2 separate regions of the Homo sapiens genome follow, and region 1 is linked to region 2. A link is an interaction called in ENCODE POLR2A ChIA-PET data of the cell type or tissue named here. Cell type or tissue: PC-3. All regions are shown on one strand. Each heading gives the region's core, and the rest is flanking DNA. Links, peaks and the distances in the headings are about the cores only. Region 1 holds the start of LOC124904780 (a long non-coding RNA gene). Region 2 has its middle 17 kb from the start of ZNF460.

Evidence for each region. Peaks named below come from ENCODE experiments on the same cell type or tissue, not always from the same donor. Only the 100,000 strongest peaks of a DNase experiment are listed, where the experiment ranks them.
Region 1: POLR2A ChIA-PET joins it to region 2 with 13 read pairs; 5 of 35 experiments call an interaction of 5 or more read pairs at or near these places.

Annotation. Positions count from the first base shown.
Region 1 is chr19:57,169,682-57,176,473 of GRCh38, reverse strand. LOC124904780 (a long non-coding RNA gene) reads right to left here and starts at 4,230. Exons shown (of 2, transcript XR_007067355.1): 1 at 4,178-4,230. It also overlaps the pseudogene LOC100132009. RefSeq lists an enhancer at 4,203-4,262 and a silencer at 4,594-4,643. In PC-3, for the core only: no CTCF peak of the experiment used is centred there; a DNase peak (open chromatin) is centred at 3,953; H3K4me3 peaks cover 1,593 bases.
Region 2 is chr19:57,294,125-57,300,916 of GRCh38, reverse strand. No RefSeq gene overlaps it. Among named protein-coding and RNA genes, the nearest start is that of ZNF460, 17 kb to the right of the region's middle. In PC-3, for the core only: no CTCF peak of the experiment used is centred there; no DNase peak of the experiment used is centred there.

The DNA.
Region 1 (6,792 bases), core at 2,639-5,138, 120 kb after region 2:
GCTTATCATCATCCAGGTCCTTTGGGGGAAAATCTCTTTCCCATTAATTCATTCATTATATCATAGATGATGAAAGATGATCCCTTTGAAGGGTTTCCAGGCTGATAAAACAGCTGAATAATATGGTGATATGTTGCAAGCGAGGGTTCTAGTCTGATGGCTTTCATTTCACATAGAATCTGTAAGGCTGGCAATCTTGCAAGTACATAAAATCTTCGGAGACATTTCAGAATGGTATTAAAAGTCTGTAGATTTGGTTTCACCTTCTGTGCAACCATTTGTCTTAGCAGCTCCAGTATATTATTCCATTCTTCCTCAAATTTCTCATTTATCACCAATACTGTTGCTTCAATCACTGCATTAAATGTGTATACATCAGCACAGAGTCTGTTGTTTAGTAACTCAGTGTACAGGTTTAATGCCTGCTCATAAGCTTGATGCTTCACCATTCCTCGGATCACTGTGCAATAGGAATGTGCATTTTTCCCTGGCATTAGAGAAAACATTCTCTCAGCGTTGTTTTGTGCTCACCAGGTAACTCCAAATTGATCACCAGCTTTCCTCCTAGACCTCTTATTATTTTCCTCTTCCAATTCTTCTGACTGTTCAATTTGTTGAAACTGATAATCAGTTGAGGGCTCCTGGTCACCATAGTAACACAATAAATCCAAGAGACTATATGTTGTTACAAGAGACACAGTGGTTCCTGCTTGCAAAAGCTCATCAAACATGTCCACAGAGACTTTGACTTTTCTGAGCTTGATTCATTCCTTGAGAGTGGCTTCACTTATGTCTTTGATCTGAGGTTCAAAGTACTCAGGCATTAAACACAGTGTATGAGGTTCAGCTATGTCTTTCTGAAAATATTTGGAGTATGAATTAATAATGAACTTGGCCGTATTCTCCCCGGATTTCTTTGCCAGTAAAAATGAACGAGATTCTGAAGAGGATGTTGGTATGAGGTAAGGATTATCTTGAAACACGCAAGGTACAGCCGTGGGAACCCTGTTTACTGTGGATGCAAGAGCCTGAAGAACGGCTACTTTATCCCAAGTTTTCTTTTTTGGAATTACTACTTCTTCAATCCCTGTTATATCAGTTCCTTCAATATTTGAGAGGGTTGCACTTCCAGAATAAAATCTCAGCTGTGTGCTTGTTCACATAGACCTGCTGGCTGACCCGTCAGTGGCTGGTCAAGCCTGCTGCAGAGCCCCAGCCAGCGAACAGCAGCTACAGCCGCCATCTTTGACTTCTCTGCCAAGTGCTCCCACTCTTACACAATCATTCAACATCCCATTTCTGACACCACATCTAAAGCAAAAAAACTAACTGTTCTTTTCTTTCAACTCACTCAAAACAGAACATTTGTGTGACCAAATGAGTGGAGGTTTTTTCATCCATCCCAGTTTTCCAGGAGACACCAGTAGGTGTCCTATAATTCAAATCTGACACTATCTACTTGAAGGAAGTGTCACATCCCATAGGTTGAGGACTAAGTCCCACAGAATTGCCCTTCACTTCAGATGCCAGTCACAATCACCTGGTTGTGGCCTGTGCTTTTGACCAACTACATTAGAATTGGGGTTCCCACAACCCCCTAGAACTCATTTCTAGAATGGCTCATAGAACTCGGGGAAACACTTTGCTTATGTTTACTGTTTTATAATAAAAGATATCACAAAGGATACAAACAAACAGTCAGAAAAGATACACAGGGCAAGGTATGTGAGAAGAGGTGTGGAGCTTCCATGCCCTCTCCAGGAACACTGAATGTGTTCAGCAATCTGGAAAGCTAAAATCTTGTTGTCCAAGAGTTTTTATAGAGCTTCATGTCAAGCCATCCCACCCTTTCCACTTCACAGAGGTTGGTGGGTAGGACTGAAAGTTCCAACTCTCTAATCTTTCTGGTGACCAGCTTCATCTTGAGGCTGTCTAGGGTCTCCACCCTAAGCCATCTCATTGGTATAAACTGAGATGTGATCAAAAAGTCATTAAAAATAACAAAAGACATTTCAACACACAGGAAATTCCAAGGGTTTCAGGAGCTCTGTGATAGAAATAAGAAAGTCAAGCCTACTTGAGTTTGGAGAGGCTAATGCTGGGTAGTGTGAGCACCAATACAATGAGATAAATGGATTATAATGCCGCAGATAAAAATCATCCACTCCATGTGGCTTCTAAAATAATTAACTAACTTAAAATGGATGGGATGGGATGGGCCGGGCGCGGTGGCTCACGCCTGTAATCTCAGCACTTTGGGAGGCTGAGAGGGGTGGATCACCTGAGGTGGGCCGGGCGCGGTGGCTCACGCCTGTAATCTCAACACTTTGGGAGGCCGAGGGGGGTGGATCACCTGAGGTGGGCCCGGCGTGGTGGCTCACGCCTGTAATCTCAACACTTTGGGAGGCTGAGAGGGGTGGATCACCTGAGGTGGGCCGGGCGCGGTGGCTCACGCCTGTAATCTCAACACTTTGGGAGGCCGAGGGGGGTGGATCACCTGAGGTCAGTAGTTTGAGACCAGCCTGGCCAACATGGTGAAACCCCATCTCTACTAAAAAAAAACAAAAACAAAAACAAAAAAAAAACCCAAAAAAAACAAAATTAGCTGGGTGTGGTAGCACACGCCTGTAGTCTCAGCTACTTGGGAAGCTGAGACAGGAGAATCACTTGAAATCGGGAGGCGGAGGCTGCAGTGAGCCTAGATCGCGCAACTGCACTCCAGCCCGGATGACAAGAGTGAGACTCTTTCTCAAAAACAAAAAAAAAGAAAAGAAAAAAGAATGGGATGGGTAAAGTTCTTTACAGGAGTGTCAACTTATAAGTATAAAATGTAAAGAAGTAATAGAAATAGAATCCCCACAAGCAGTGATCACAGATTCAGGGAAGAATCATCAACAGAGGCTAAAACTAGAGGCTGAAGTGGGGGGACTTAATATTATTCAGACATTGCAAAGAATTGACCCACAGATTACTTATTAATTACAAAGAAGAAAGAGTGGAGAGATCTAGTAGATACCATCTTAACCAAGTAGTCAAAATCCAAATCTCCCAAATGGACAAACTGTATACTTAGGTGCCTCCTTATAGGACATAACATCATTGGCAATTCTGGGGCAAAATAAATGTGTTCATTGAATTATTGTTGGAACTTTGGAAAAGGTATACATTTTTCAAAATAAATAACTTGTCCTTCAAATCTCCAATATACTGAATACCTGATATTGGGCAAATTACACGTCTTCCTGGGCCTCAGTTTCCTCACATTAAAAATATGGAGATAATGTTATTACTTGCCTGCTCAATTGTAAGGTTTACAAAAAGAAAATACGTAGTTAATAACTCAGGGCTTGGTAAATGTTTGCTATTTGGAATAAACTGATGGGAGGCTACATGCAATTTCTACTTACCCCTTTAGCATGAAGATACTAAAAAAAAATTGTTTTAATGTTAATACTGGTCAGCTGTGCCTGAATTCCTTTTTTTTTTTTTTTTTTTTTTGAGGCGTAGTCTTGCTCTGGTGCTGAGGCTGGAGTGGCAGTGGCGCGATCTCGGCTCACTGCAACCTCCACCTCCCGGGTTAAAGCAATTCTCCTGCCTCAGCCTCCTGAGTAGTTGGGATACAGGCGCCCGCCACCACGCCTGGCTAATTTTTGTATTTTTAGTAGAGACGGGGTTTCTCCATGTTGGCCAGGCTGGTCTCGAACTCCTGACCTCATGTGATCCACCCACCTCGGCCTCCGAAAGTGCTGGGATTACAGGCATGAGCCACCGCGCCCGACCTGTGCCTGAATTTCAAAGAGAGGAGGGTAAAATGAGGCATGTCCCATCTCCTTCCTATCGCGGCCGAACTAGTGTTTCCGGTTAAGTTTGCCATGCTCTTAGCTGAGAGGAGGGGTCCATTCAGTTGGCTGGGAGCTTAGAATTTGATTTTTAGTTTACAGCTCTGTGATTCACCCGGGAGAGATGCAGAGTTAGGACAACAGGAGAGAAGCGAACCCGGAGAGCAACGCCTCCCAGCACTGCCTGACATCAACCGCTCTGGCAGGGCGACCACGCGGCCGGGGCCCTCCGGAAAGCAGCCTTAATCCCCGCCCGACCGCAGGTCTCGGGCCACGCAGCGCTAACAGCCGCGGGAGGGGGACCCAAACGTCAGCGGTCCCCAAATACAGGACCCTACCTTGCTCTGGCATCTCACCGGCCCTCCCTGCTGCCACTGAGCGCCGCGGAGAGGACGAGCCCGGCGCGCCCCGCCCCCTCGCGCGCCCCGCCCCCTCGCGCGCCCCGCCCCCTCGCGCGCCCCGCCCCCTCGCGCGCCCCGCCCCCTCGCGCGCCCCGCCCCCTCGCGCGCCCCGCCCCCTCGCGCGCCCCGCCCCCTCGCGCGCCCCGCCCCCTCGCGCGCCCCCGCCCCCTCGCACGCCCCCGCCCCCTCGCACGCCCCGCCCCCTCGCGGCCCCCGCCCCCCTCGCGGCCCGCGGCCCCCGCCCCCCGGACCCCCGCTCGCGCTCCCCGGACCCCAGCTCGCGGCCCCGGACCCCCGCTCGCGCCCCCCGGCCCGGGGACGCATTTCCCTTGCCTGCACCCAAGCCGGTAAAAGGGCAGACGTGGCAGCTCAAGGCGCCTGCGCCCAGCAGGTTGCAGGCCCCACTCTCTCAGGGAGACCAACATACTTGCGGAGCCGCACAGAGAGGTGAAGCTTAAAAGAGGTACCGGTGATGATATCCGGGCTTTTGAGGGCACGGAATTGAAAACTGGAGTGAAACATACAAATAAAAGGAAATAAAAGCTCATCAAGTTTTCTTTGTGTTGCTGATGGTGTAGCACAGGTCAGATACTCGCCCTGCAGAAAAGTCAGGTCAGGAATTTAGGATGCAGGATGACTTCTGATTCTTCCCCAGAGGCACTACCTGTGTGCACTGTTGGCCTCCCTTCTCCACGACTTCACCTGCATTTTTATGTACAATTTTAAAGGTTCTCGATATGGAATTGGAAATGGAATCCTGTGTCTTTTGGTAAACATTTACTAAAAGGCATCACATCTTGTTCTCCGTTTTCAGGAAGTTCACTCCTCCTTGTCAGTACTTTGACTAGACAATTAAAATAAACATAGATCCAATTTAGAAGAATGCTATAAAGATACAAAAAACATAAAAACAAAATATTATTTTAAAATACTGAATTAAGAAAACACTTGCAGGACATAGGACAAATGCAGCATAATATTTAAGTCTCAAAGAAATGTTCTACCTAAGAAAGAAGCAAAGAATCTGAAAGCTAATAAAAGAAAAATAAAATATGGCAAATACATTTGATTAAAAGTGTTCAAGCACGCTAGCGCTCAAATTAAAAATAAAACAATGAGATATTATTTCCAGCTCTAAGATTTATAATGATTGAAAATTTGATGGCTGGGCATGGTAGCTCATGCATTTACTGTCAGAGCACTTTTGGAGCCCTAGGGGGTAAGATCGCTTGAGCCCAGGAGTCGGAGGCTGCAGTGAGCCATGGTTGCACCACTGCATTCCAGCCTGGGCGACAGAGCAAGACCCTCTCAAAACAAATAAATAAATAAATACAATTTAAAAAAGAAAGAAAAATATTTTAAATAACTAAACTGAAACAGGTCAGGGTCACTGGTCTCATTGTCTAAGGTGTTATCTAAGCTCGTGGTCTCATGACCAAGAAAATTAAGGAGCGTGGACACAAACAGTGAGGTTGGATCAAAAATAGAAGCAGAGAGTAAAATGGTGGTTGCCGGGGGCTTGAGTGAAGGGGAAATGGGGAAATGTTGGTCAAGAAGTACAAATTTTCAGTTTTGCAAGATAAGTTTTGGGGATTTAAGGTACATAGTGACGTTATTTGACATGTACATTGTGACATTATGTGACATAGTTAACAAATTAGAAAAAAAAATTTTAAATTGGATGATCAGAAATGAAAAAAACAATACTACTTGACATTTGCTAAGAGGATAGATTTTTATTTTTTGCGACAAGGATAGACCTTAAGTGTTCTTCTGCATGGGGGAGAAAAGGATATTTTTTTTAAAAAGTGTTCTGACCGCACACACACACACACACAAAGGGTATAATTTGAGGTGGTTAATACATCAATCAGCTTGATTTGATTATGGTAACCATATCATATTATATGTGTATATCAAAATTCAAATCGTATATTTAAAATATGTATCTTTTTTGTCAACTGTACCTCAATAAAGCTAAAAAGTAAATACAAGGCCCAGGGCAGTGGATCACACCTGTAATCCTAGCACTTTGGGAGGCCGAGGCAGGTGGATCACCTGAGGTCAGTAGTTCGAGACCAGCCTGGCCAATATGGTGAAACCCCATCTCTACTAAAAATACAAAAAATTAGCCAGACGTGGTGGCAGATGCCTGTAATCCCAGCTACTCAGGAGCCTGAGGCAGGAGAATCACTTGAATCTGGGAGGCAGAGGCTGCAGTGACCTGAGATCACCCCACTGCACTTCAGCCTGGGCAACAAGAGTGAAACACTGTCTCAAAAAAAAAAAAAAGTAAATACAATATTTAATTGGAGTAAATATAATATAATGTAACATATATGCACACACACAAAGGGTGTGGTTTGAGGTGGTAAATACATCAATCAGCTTGATTTGATTATGGTAATTATATCTTTTGTGTATTTCAAAATTCAAACTATATTTAAAATATATATCATTTATATCATTTTTGTCAACTGTACCTCAATAAAGCTAAAAAGTAAATACAATATTTAATTGGAGTAAATATAATATAATGTAATATATATGTA
Region 2 (6,792 bases), core at 2,809-5,308:
CAATAGGATACAAGATAATACAGAAAGATAATTCAATAAAATCAGAAAAACAATTCATAACATGAAAGAGAAATTTAAGAAAGAAATATTTTAAAATCACCAAACAGGAATCCTGCAGCTGAAGAATTTAATGTATAAAATATAAGGTACAATAGAGAGCATCAATAGCAAACTTACTCAAGCAAAGAAAGATAAAGAGTTTGTTTGGAATTACCAGTGAGAGAAGAATAAATAAGAATGACAAGGAGTGAAGAAAGCCTACCAGACTTATTAGATAACATCAAGGGAAAAAAATTTCATATTTTTAGAGTTCCAGAAGGCAAAGAGATGACAAAAGGCATAGAAAATATATTTAACAGGTCGGGTGCGGTGGCTCACACCTGTAATCCTAGCACTTTGGGAGGCTGAGGTGGGTGGATCACCTGAGGTCAGGAATTTGAGACCAGCTTGGGCAACATGGCGAAACCCCGTCTCTACCAAAAATACAAAAAATTAGCCAGGCATGGTGGTGGGTGCCTGTAATCCCAGCTACTCGGGAGGCTGAGGCAGGAGAATCACTTGAACCTGAGAGGCAGAGGTTGCAGTGAACCAAGATTGCACCGTTGCACTCCAGCCTGGGCAAGAAGGGTGAAAATGCCGTCTCAAAAAAAAAAGAAAAAAAGAAAAAAATATATATTTAATACAACTTTTTAAATAAAACAGGCCAGGCGTGGTGGCTCACGCCTGTAATCCCAGCACTTTGGGAGGCCAAGGCAGGTGGATCATGAGGTTAGGAGTTCAAGACCAGTCTGGCCAACATGGCGAAACCCCGTCTCTACTAAAAGTACGAAAAATTAGCTGGGTGTGGTGGTGTGCACCTGTAATCCCAGCTATTTGGGAGGCTGAGGCCAGAGAATCGCATGAACCCAGGAGGCGGAGGGTGCAGTAAGCCAAGACTGCGTCATTGCACTCCAGCCCGGGCGACAGTGCGAGACTCTGTCTCAAAAAAAAAAAAATTAAAAAAATAAAACATATTTAATGAAATTATAGCTGCTAAGGAGATCACAGCAAGATTAAAAATAAAAGAAAACGAAAAAGACAATGAAATAATAGCTAAAAACCTCCCAAGTCTTGCGAGAGATATGGACATTCAGATCCAGGAAGCTCAAAGATCCCCAAAAAGGTCACCTCCAAGGCACATTATATTTGAACTGACAAAAGTCAAAGACAAAGAGAAAAATCCAAAAGTACCAGTAGAAAAGCATCAAGTCATATATAAGGGAATCTTCATTAGAATAACAGCAGAAACCTCACAGGCCAGGAAAAAATGGGATGATATATCCAAATTTCTGAAAGAAAAGAAAAAATATCGGTCAAAAATACTATGCACAGCAAACCAATCCATCAGAAATTAGGTAGAAATAGCCAGCCACAGTGGCTCATGCCTATAATCCCAGTATTTTAGGATGCTGAGGCAGGCGAATTACTTGAGGTCAGGAGTTCAAGACCAGCCTGGCCAACATGGTGAAACCCCATCTCTACAAAAATACAAAAATTAACCAGGCATGGTGGCATGCGCCTGTAATCCCAGCTGCTCCAGAGGCTGAGACAGGAGAATCGCTTGAACCTGGGAGGTGGAGGCTGCAGTGAGCCAAGATCATGCCACTGCACTCCAGCATGGGCAAGAGAGTGAAACTCCACTTAAAAAAAAAAAAGAAAGAGAAAAATTAGGTAGAAATAAAGTGTGTCTCAGGCAAGCAAAAATTAAGGGAATTTATCACCACTACACCAGCCTTTCAAGAAATGATCAAGGGAATGCTATATCGGGAAATAAGAAGACAATAATCACCATTATGTAACCACATAAAAGTATAAGACTCACTGGTAGAGCAGATAGGCAAAGAAAAAAGAGAAAAAAAAAATCAAATCTTATCACTACAGAAAACCACCAAAATACAATGATAAAAAATAAGAGATGAAGAAAAGAACAAAGGATATACAAAACATTCTGAAAACCACAAAATGAAAGGAGTCTTCACTTAAAAATAATAACCTTGAGGTAAACAGATTAAATTCCTACCTTAAAAGATATATACTAAATGGGTTTTTAAAATGACCCAACTATATGCTACCTATAAGAAACTCACTTCACCTCTAAAGACACAAATATGGCCAGGCGCAGTGACTCACACCTGTAATCCCAGCACTTTGGGAGGCTGAGGCGGGTGGATCACCTGAGGTCAGTTCGAGACCAGCCTGGCCAACATAGTGAAACCCCATCTCTACTAAAAATACAAAAATTAGCCGGGTGTGGTGGCGCACACCTGTAGTCCCAGCTACTCGGGAGGGTGAGGCAGGAGAAATGCTTAAACCCAGGAGTCAGAGGTTGCAGTGAGCCAAGATAGCACCACTGCACTCCAGCCTGGGTGACAGAGCGAGACTATGTCTGGAAAAAAAAAAAAAAAAAAAAGACACAGACTGAAAGCGAAGGAATAGAATATATTCCATGCAAATGGAAACCAAAAGCAAGCAGGAGTAGCTATACATTTTTTTTCTTTTTTCTTTTCTTTTTTTTTTTTTTTTACCACAATCATGACTATATAAGGAGTAGCTATACTTACGATAAGAGACTTTGTATCAAACACAGTAGGGATGAAATCAGGAAGAGGATACAAAAATTGTAAATATATATGCACCCAATATCAGAGCACCCAGATATGTAAGGCAAATATTATTAGATCTAAAGGGGAAGACAATACAATAATACAATAATACTTGTGGACTTCAACACCCTACTTTCAGCAATGGACAGATCATATACATAGAAAATCAACAAAGAAACACCAAGTTTAAACTGACTTTAGACCAAATGGACTTAAAAGACACTAACAGATCTTTTCATCCAACAGCTACAGAATACATATTTTTTTTCATAAGCACATGCAATATTTTCAAGGAGAGGCCACATGTTAAACCACAAAACAAATCACAAAAATTAAAAGAATTAAAATCACATCAAGTACCTTTCTGACCACAATGAAATAAACCTAGAAATCAATAACAAGAGGAACTTTTAAAGCAGCACAAATAAATGGAAATTAAATAACATGATTCTGAATGACCAATGGGTAATGAAGAAATTAAGAAACAAAATTTAAATGTCTTAAAATGAGTGAAAACAGAAACACAACATATAAAAATGTATGGGATGCAGCAAGAGCAGTTTTAAGAGGGAAGTATTTAGTAATAAACACCTACATCAAAAACAAGAAAGATCTGGCTGGGCATGGTGGCTCACACCTGTAATCCCAGTGCTTTGGGAGCGCAAGGCAGGAGGACGACTTGATGCTGGGTCAAGACCAGCCTGGGCCATATATATAGCAAGACCTTATCTCTAAAAAAAAAAAAAAAAAAAAAAAAAAAAAAAAAAAAAAGATTAGCTGGTCATGATAGCGCATACCAGTAGTCCTAGCTATTCTGGAGGCAGAGGTGGGAGAACTGCTTGAGCCCAAGAATTCAAAACTGAGGTGTGAGGATCACTTGAGCCCAGGAGTTTGAGTTGATTGTACCATTACACTCCAGCCTACGTAACACAGTAAGACCCTGTCTCTTAAAAAAAGAAAAAAAGAAAAAAGAAAAATCTAACAATGCTTCTCAAGGAACTAGAAAAGAACACATCAGACCCAAAATTACAAGGAAAGAATTAATAAAGATCAGAAGAGTAATAAATAAAACTGAGACTTAAAAAAAAATTCAAAGGATCAACAAAATGAAAAGTTCATTTTTTGAAAAGAAACCATTAGACTAACCAAGAGAAAAGACTCAAAATCAAACACATACAAAAATGACACTGCAACTGATACCACAAAAATACAGAGTCATTAGAGACTATTATGAACAACTACAAACCAAAAAGTTGGAAAACCTACAGAAAATAAATTCCTAGACACATACAACCCATCAGGATTGAACCTAGAAGAAACAGAAAATTTCAATTGACCAATTCTGAGTAACAAGATTTAAGCAGTAATAAAAAGTCACCCATCAAAGGAAAGTCCATGATCTCATGGCTTCACTGCTGAATTCTACCAAACATTTTAGGGGAATTAAATATGAATTCTTCTCAAACTTTCCCAGAATAATGAAGAGGAGGGAATTATTCTAAACTCACTCCACAAGCCAGCATTACCATGACACAAGCACCAGATAAGGACACACACATGCAAAAGAAAACTACAGGCCAATATTCCTGATGAACATAAATGCAAAACTCCTCAACAAAATACTAGCCAACCAAATCCAAAAGTACATCAAAAAGATTGTTTACCATGACCAAGTGGAATTCATTCTAGGGATGCAAGAATGGGTTCAACATACACAAAACAATAAACATGATAAATCAACAGAATGAAGAACAAAAAATGTGATTATCTCCATAGGTGGAGAAAAAGCCTCTGGTAACATTCAATATCCCCTCATGATGAAAACTCTTAACAAATTACACATAATAATAGAAAGAATGGGCCGGCCGCGGTGGCTTACACCTGTAATCCCAGCACTTTGGGAGGCCGAGGCGGGCGGATCACGAGGTCAGGAGATCAAGATCATCCTGGCTAACATGGTGAAAACCCATCTCTACTAAAAATACAAAAAATTAGCCAGGCATGGTGGTGGGCACCTGTAGTTCCAGCTACTTGGGAGGCTGAGGCAGGAGAATGGTGTGAACCCAGAAGGCGGAGCTTGCAGTGAGCTGAGATCATGCCACTGCACTCCAGCTGGGCGACAGAGCGAGACTCCATCTCAAAAAAAAAATTAAAAAAAATTATAATAATAATAGAAAGAACGTACCTCAACATAATAAAGGTAATAAGTAACATACCCACAGCTAACATCATGCATAATGGGAAAGTGCTGAAAGCTTTCTCTCTATAATCTGAAACAAAACAAGTATGCCCACTTTCACACCTTTTAACAAAGTACAAAAGGTCTGAGACAGAGTAATCAGGCAAGACAAAGAAATAAAGGGCATGCAGATCAGGAAGCATGAAGTCAAATTATCCCTGTATGCACATGACAGGATCAAATATATAGAAAACCCTAAACTCCAAAAGTGGCACCAAAAAAATCTTAGGACTGATAAATTCACTGAACTTGCAGGATATAAAATCAACATGCAAAAATCAGCAGCATTTCTATACACCAACAATGAATTAGCTGAAAAAGAAATCAAGAAAGCCATCCCATTTACAATACTTCAACAAAAATAAAATAAGAATACATGGAAAACTATATAACACTGATGAAGTAAATCAAAGAGGACACACATAAAAAAGGAAAAACATCCCATGGTCATGGATTAGAATGGTTACTATAAAAATGAACATACTTTCCTGTAAGAGATAGCTTATGAAAAAAAATGAACATACTACCTCAAGTGATCTACAGATTCAATGCACTCTTAACAAAATACCAATGACATTTTTCACAGAAATAGAAATAGTAATCCTAAAATTCATGATATCACAGAAGATACTGAATATCCAAAGCAATCCTAAGCAAAAAGAACAAAATGGGAGTCATCACACTACCTGACCTTGAAATATACTACAAAGTGATGGTAACCAAAACAGCATGGTTCAGGTATTTTTTAAAAACCACACAAACCAATGGAACAAAACAGAGAGCCCAGGAATAAATCCCATTTACAGCCAACTGATTTCTAACAAAGGCACAAAGAACATTCACTGGGAAAAGGACAGTCTCTTCAATAAATGGTGCTGGGACACTGGATATTCATATGCAGAAGAATGAAAGTAGACTCATCTCTCACCATACACAAAAATCAACTCAAAACACCAAGTATGCTGGCTCATACCTGTAATCTTAGCTACTCAGAAGGCTGAGTTGTGGCTCACTTGAGTCCAGGAGTTCAGGACCAAGCTGGGCAATGTGGTGAGACTATGTCTCTAAAAAATAATTAAAAAGCAAAAACAAAAATTGGGAATGTATTTTTAGGGCAATTTGAATCTATGCTCTCAGGATAATCAACTCAAAATGGTTTGAAAGCTTAAATGTAAGAGCAAAAACTATGAAACTACAGAAGAAAACATAGGGGAAATGCTTCTGGATATTGGTCTGGGCAAGGATTTTATGAATACCTGAAAATCAAGGTAACAAAAGCACAAATAAACAAAGGGATTATATTAAACTAAAAAACTTCTGCACAGCAAAGGAAACAACAGAATGAAGAGACAACTAGTAGAGTGGGATAAAATATTTGCAAACTATTCATCTGAAAGGGATTAATATCCAGAATATAAAAGGAACTCAATAGCAAAAAAAATAAAAATAAAAAATCTGATTTTAAAATGGGTAAATAAGGTGAATAGACATCCCTCAAAAGGAGACATACAAATGGCCAAGTATATGAAAAAATGCTCAACATCACTAATCAGGGAAATGCAAATCAAAACCACAATGAGATATAATTTCACCTCAGTTAGGATGGCTATTACCAAAGATAAAAAATAAAAAATGCTGCTGAGAACATGGAAAAGGGGGAACTCTTATATATGGCTGGTAGGAATGCTAATTAGTATAGCCATATGGAAAACAGTATGAATGTTCCTCAAAAATCTAAAACTATAGCCAGGCACGGTGGTGTGTGCCTGTAGTCCCAGCTACTCAGGAGGCTGAGGTGCAGGACTGCTTGAGCCCAGGAGTCTGAGACCAGCCTGAATAACACAGCAAGACCCCATTTTAAAAAATGAAAAATAAACAAAAGTTAAAAATACAACTACCATATGATCCACT